2 separate regions of the Homo sapiens genome follow, and region 1 is linked to region 2. A link is an interaction called in ENCODE POLR2A ChIA-PET data of the cell type or tissue named here. Cell type or tissue: GM12878. All regions are shown on one strand. Links, peaks and the distances in the headings refer to the core of each region. The heading gives the core; the rest is flanking DNA.

Region 1 (2,800 bases), core at 175-2,674, 420 kb before region 2:
CTATAAGATAACCCAAAAAAGTTCATGTATGAAAGCCCAGAAATAGAATTCTTGAAGATTTTGTCAAGCCAAGGCATTTACATGATGTCCAACAAATATTAGCCATACTCAAGTGTTCTAGGTCAATAATATATGTCTACTGATTCCTGGAGTTTACCCAATTATTACCAATTTTTTATCCCTTATTTCTCTAACTTGACTTTCTGATAACCAACTAGAATGTGCCACAGCTTTACAGCCTCTGAAATCCTCTTCACCTTTACTTTAATGCTGGCTTATGCTGATCTAGCACTAGCCTGCTTATGCCTTTGTGACCAATCCCTCCAACAATGATATGAGTGTCAGCCTATTTCAAGACAACTCTATAGATAGATGATACACAGAGAAAAGACTTAAATTTTACATAAATGAGATAATACTATGCCTGCTGATTCCATTATCTAATTTTTTTTAATTAACAGTATATTGTAGGCCAGGTGTGGTGGCTCACGCCTATAATCCCAACACTTCGGGAGGCAAGTTGGGAGGATCGCTTGAGCGCATGAGTTCGAGACCAGCCTGGGCAACATAGCAAGACCTTGTCTCTACTAAAATTTTAAAAATTAGCCAGGTGTGGTGGTTCATGCCTGTAGTCCCAGCTACTCCAGAGGCTAAGGAGAGAGAATCGCTTGAGCCTGGGAGTTTGAGGCTGCAGTGAATCATGATCACGCCACTGTACTCCAGCCTGGGTGACAGAGCGAGACCCTGTCTCAAAAAAAATTAATTAGTTTAATTAAATAAAACATAAGTTAAACCAGTTTCAACCTTAGCTGCACATTAGATTTGCCTGAGGAAGTTTTAAAATATATCAGTGCGTGGAGCCCACCTGATAAAATTTAAATGTCTGAGGGTATGTCTCAATGCCTCAAACTCTCTCTCTCTCTTTTTTTTTTTTTTTATAGACAGAGTCTGGCTCTGTTACTCAGTCTAGAGTACAGTGGCACAATCTCAGCTTACTGTAACCTCCACCTCCTGGGCTCAAGCCATTCTCCCACCTCAAGTCCCAAGTAGCTGGAACTACAGGCACGGGTCACCATGCCTGGCTAATTTTTATATTTTTTTTAGAGACGGGGTTTCACTATGTTGCACAGGCTGGTCTTGAACTCTTGAGCTCAAGCAGTCTGTCCACCTCGGCCTCCCATAGTGCTGGGATTACAGGCGTGAGCCACTGCACCCAGCCCTTAAACATTATTTTACTCTCAATTATTACTGTTTTTAGGTATGCATATTAGAGATGACATACAGTGGAATTTTTCAATCTAGTCCAATAATTTGTTTTTTAGCTGGTATATTTTAGGAAGTAAGTTTGTATTTATTGTAATTACTGACCTTATTATTATTAAGATTATTCTGATTATCTTACTTGGTGTTTACTATTTGTCCTGCCTTTTCTTTGCTTGCTTCTCCCATTTACTATCTGATTTTGGGTTTGTTTTTTTTTTTTCCACTCTATTTTTTTTTAAAGTGTATAATCTATTTATTTTCTTTTAGGGGTTGCCCTAAATTAATTGGTATCTCTACCCTTCACTAAACAATACCTTAGAATGCTTTAACTCCGATCATCTCCCTCTCATCGTGCATATTTTTGCCCCTGTATTTTACCCCCAAATTAGACATTACTGCTATTGTTTTATACAGCTAATATTTATTTCATTTTACTCATATATTTACCAATTTATTTGCTTACCCTTCCTTCTTGCATATCAGACCATTTCTCTGTGATCAGTTACCCTCTCTCTTCCTTGAATTATATCCTTTAAATCAGCACCATTTACTAGATATGTAATGTGAGCCACACATATAATACAAATTTTTCTATTAGCCACCTTTAAAAATAGAAAAAAAAAAAAAAAAAAAAGCAGGCAATGGCCGGGCGCGGTGGCTCACGCCTGTAATCCCAACACTTTGGGAGGCCAAGGCGGGCAGATCACCTGTCAGGAATTTGAGACCAGCCTGCCCAACATGGCGAAACCCCGTCTCTACTAAAAATACAAAAAAAGCCAGGCATGGTGGCAGCCACCTATAATCCCAGCTACTCAGGAGGCTGAGGCAGGATAATCGCTTGAACTCGGGAGGCGGGGTTGCAGTGAGCCAAGATCGTGCCACTGCACTCCAGCCTGGGCAACAAGAGCAAAACTCTGTCTCAAAAAATAAAATAAAAAATAAACAGGCAAAACAAATTTTAATATTTTATTTGTCCTGACATATCCAAAATATCATTTCAGTATGTAATCAATATAAAAATTTATTGAATTTTTTATATTGTCTTTTTTTTTAATTTTGAGATGGAGTCCCACTGTGTGGCCCAGGCTGGAGTGCAGTGGCATGATCTCAGCTCACTGCATCCTCTGCCTCCCAGGTCTAAGTGATTCTTATGCCTCAGTCTCCCGAGTAGCTGGGATTACAGGTGTGCACCACCACACCCGGCTCATTTTTGTATTTTTTTTTTTTTTTTTAGTAGATGTGGGGTTTCACCATGTTGGCCAGGCTGGTCTCGAACTCCTGACCTCAAGTGATCCACCCACCTCAGCCTCCCAAAGTGCCAGGATTACAGGCTTGAGCCACCGCCCCCAACCAATATTAAACTTTTTTATGTTTGTTTGTTTTTTGAGACGGAGTCTCGCTCTGTTTCCCAGGCTGGAGTGCAGTAGCGCGATCTCGGCTCACTGCAAGCTCTGCCTCCCGGGTTTACGCCATTCTCCTGCCTCAGCCTCCCGAGTAGCTGGGACTACAGGCACCCGCCACCATGCCCGGCTAATTT
Region 2 (2,800 bases), core at 180-2,679:
TCCTCATTCCTGATTTGTATTAGTACCTGGAATGCCCACCGCAGGCCAAAAATACATTCCTAATCCTGGAACACTACAGAGTGAAAGACTACTTTAAAACGGCTTAGAACAGTCATTTATGTTGAATGAAATAACAAACATATATAATGTGCCAGGCATATATGTTCAATAAAACTAATTTCTTACTCTTTTCTCTTGGTTTTATATATATATGTATATATACACACACATACACATGTATCCTTAAAATAGATACACTTACACATAAGGAGATATATATAAGTATATACACTATATGTATATCTAGTCAGTGAGAATGACTTAGCTTGCACCTCATAAAAAGTTTCTTTTGAAAGCAGTAAACTTAGAGAAAATGGTATTAGCACATTCAGATAAAATCATATACTGAAGTTAAGGACACAGGGTTCTGGGAAAAGCCAGTGTTCCAAGTCCCAAACTTTGCTTCCAAAAGCAGGTTCTGGATGTTATGCCAATTTGCTTAAAAAAAAAAAAAGAAAAGAAAGAAAAACAGTCAAAGAGTAACAAGAACCAAAAACAAAGTCACATGCAATGAATATCTTTCATAGTATAACTGTCAGCCCTCCTCTGCTTCCCACAACTCTGCAAAATGTGAAATACAGCCTTGGGAGTGAGTCATTAACTAATTTAGCATCATCTCTTTTGCCAAGGGGCAGATTAACTGCTACCCCAAAATAAACAGGGAAATGGAGAGTCAGCTAAGTCCCACGGGGAATCCAAAATTGTAACTATATTAGCTAACATTTATCCCAGAATTAAATGCATTCACAGATGTGTTTAGAAAAAATTCCCAGGGCTGGGCATGGTGGCACAGGCCTTGTAATCCCAGCATTTTGGGAGGCCAAGTTCAAGACTAGCGTGGGCAACATGGTGAGACCCCATCTCTACTAAAAGTTAAAAAAAAAAAAAATTAGCCAGGCATGGTGGTATGCTCCTGTGGTCCCAGTTACTCACAAGCTGAGGTGGGAGGATCACTTGAGCCCAGGAGGTCAAGGCTGCAGTAAGCCGTGATTGCAGCACTGCACTCCAACCTGACCTAGGGAGAGATTCCCCTGCCAAAAAAGAAAAAAAAAAAGGAAAGAAAAAAATCCCATTAAGATAGGTAATCAACAGAATAGGAAGAAGTCAAGAGGACTGTTCAAATAAAATCCAAAACTGTGGCTCATGCCTGTAATCCCTGCATTTTGGGAGGTCAAGGTGGGTGGATCATTTGAGGTCAGGAGGTCGAGACCAGCCTGGCCAACATGGTGAAACCCTGTCTCTACTAAAAATACAAAAATTAGCAGGGCATGGTGGTGTGCGCCTATAGTCCCAGCTGTTTGGGAGGCTGAGGTAGGAGAACAGCTTGAACCCAGGAGGCAGAGGTTGCAGTGAGCCAAGATTGCACCATTGCACTCCAGCCTGGGCAACAAAGTAAGACTCCGTCTCAAAAAATAAAATAAAATTCAAAACTAAAATCCAAGTGAGTAGCATCTTCACTTTCCTTTTAATTCAATAGCTTACAGTACTGTAATTTTCCATGAGAAATTAGTATCAGGACATTTTACAATTCATAATCAAGTGATTTAGGGAAGAGTTGTTATCAATTATTAATGGGAAAAATAATGAGTGAAGGAAGACATAATGGAGAAAGGAACAAACATCTATTAAACACTAGGTGTTTTGCTTACACTTTAACATATATTACTCTGTTACCTTGGGACTATTATAATAACACTGTAATACAGAAGATGAAACTGAGGATAGTAGAAACAAGATTCAAAGGCAAACTTCTGCCTCTAAAGTCCATTGACTTCCTAATCCCACTGTCTCCTAGGCTACTATTTCTCCAACCATAGGTTTATGTTCCTGAAACTCTCATACCATCCAACAAAGAAAAAAAAAAAAAGAATGCAGACTCATATTTTTAAAAGGATACAACTTTTTAAAAATAAGCAGTATTTAAAAATAAACAGTATTTTAAAAAATAAGCAGCAGTAAGAAAGCAATATGTGGGAATTGTAAATAGCAAATGTGCAGTACAGATAATATGGATTGCTTTCAGAGATGTGGATGAAGCTTACTTGTTCTTTCAGAAAGGTAGTGAAAAGAGCATTTGTTATTGGAGAGTGTAGACAAACTGGCCCAGTTCTTTAGGTAATGAATGAGAGCATCTTTATAAATCTCTTTTGGACCATGGAAGCCTAGGAAAGGTCTGGTCCACAGTCACATGAGGCCAGCACTCAGGAAGAGGGAGAAGGGGAGAAAACACACAGTAACGAAACATGGGGGAGGTCAAGAGTCAGACCAGGGAAAACCCTGAAAGTCCCCTCCCACGTTTTCCTTCAAGAACTCATTGCTCCAACAAGCAGCGCCTTTGAAATATTTCTAACAGCATTTCCGCACTGACTGGAAATTACACGCGTGTTCTGCCCCTTGTCAGGAACATGAGCTCCATTAAGAACAGTTTTTCTCATCTTTGAATTCGCACAGCTTGGCATAGTGTCTGGTACACAGTGAACGTTAGATGAAAAAAAGAAGGGGCTGATGTTGTAAGGTGCAGGGCTCTAACAATGCCAACAATGCCAGCGCTCTAATGACCGACCAAATCACCTTCCCAAGGAAACCCAAAAATGCAAACAGAGCTTTTCCTTTCCTCCTCCCCTGTATATTTTTCCCAATTTTGTTATTGTGGTAAAATTCACATAACATAAACCTTATCAACTTTTTTTTTTTTTTTTTTTTTTGAGACAGGGTCTCGCTCTGTCGCCCAGACTGGAGG

Evidence for each region. ChIA-PET counts read pairs that join two places held together with the same protein. Peaks named below come from ENCODE experiments on the same cell type or tissue, not always from the same donor. Only the 100,000 strongest peaks of a DNase experiment are listed, where the experiment ranks them.
Region 1: POLR2A ChIA-PET joins it to region 2 with 13 read pairs; 2 of 35 experiments call an interaction of 5 or more read pairs at or near these places.

What each region holds. Positions count from the first base shown.
Region 1 is chr2:74,621,641-74,624,440 of GRCh38, reverse strand. The region is part of intron 2 of M1AP (meiosis 1 associated protein); the gene reads left to right. Among named protein-coding and RNA genes, the nearest start is that of M1AP, 25 kb to the left of the region's middle. In GM12878, for the core only: no CTCF peak of the experiment used is centred there; no DNase peak of the experiment used is centred there.
Region 2 is chr2:74,199,673-74,202,472 of GRCh38, reverse strand. All of the region lies in intron 1 of MTHFD2 (methylenetetrahydrofolate dehydrogenase (NADP+ dependent) 2, methenyltetrahydrofolate cyclohydrolase), which reads right to left. Among named protein-coding and RNA genes, the nearest start is that of MTHFD2, 2.5 kb to the right of the region's middle. In GM12878, for the core only: no CTCF peak of the experiment used is centred there; no DNase peak of the experiment used is centred there; H3K4me3 peaks cover 2,341 bases; H3K27ac peaks cover 1,689 bases.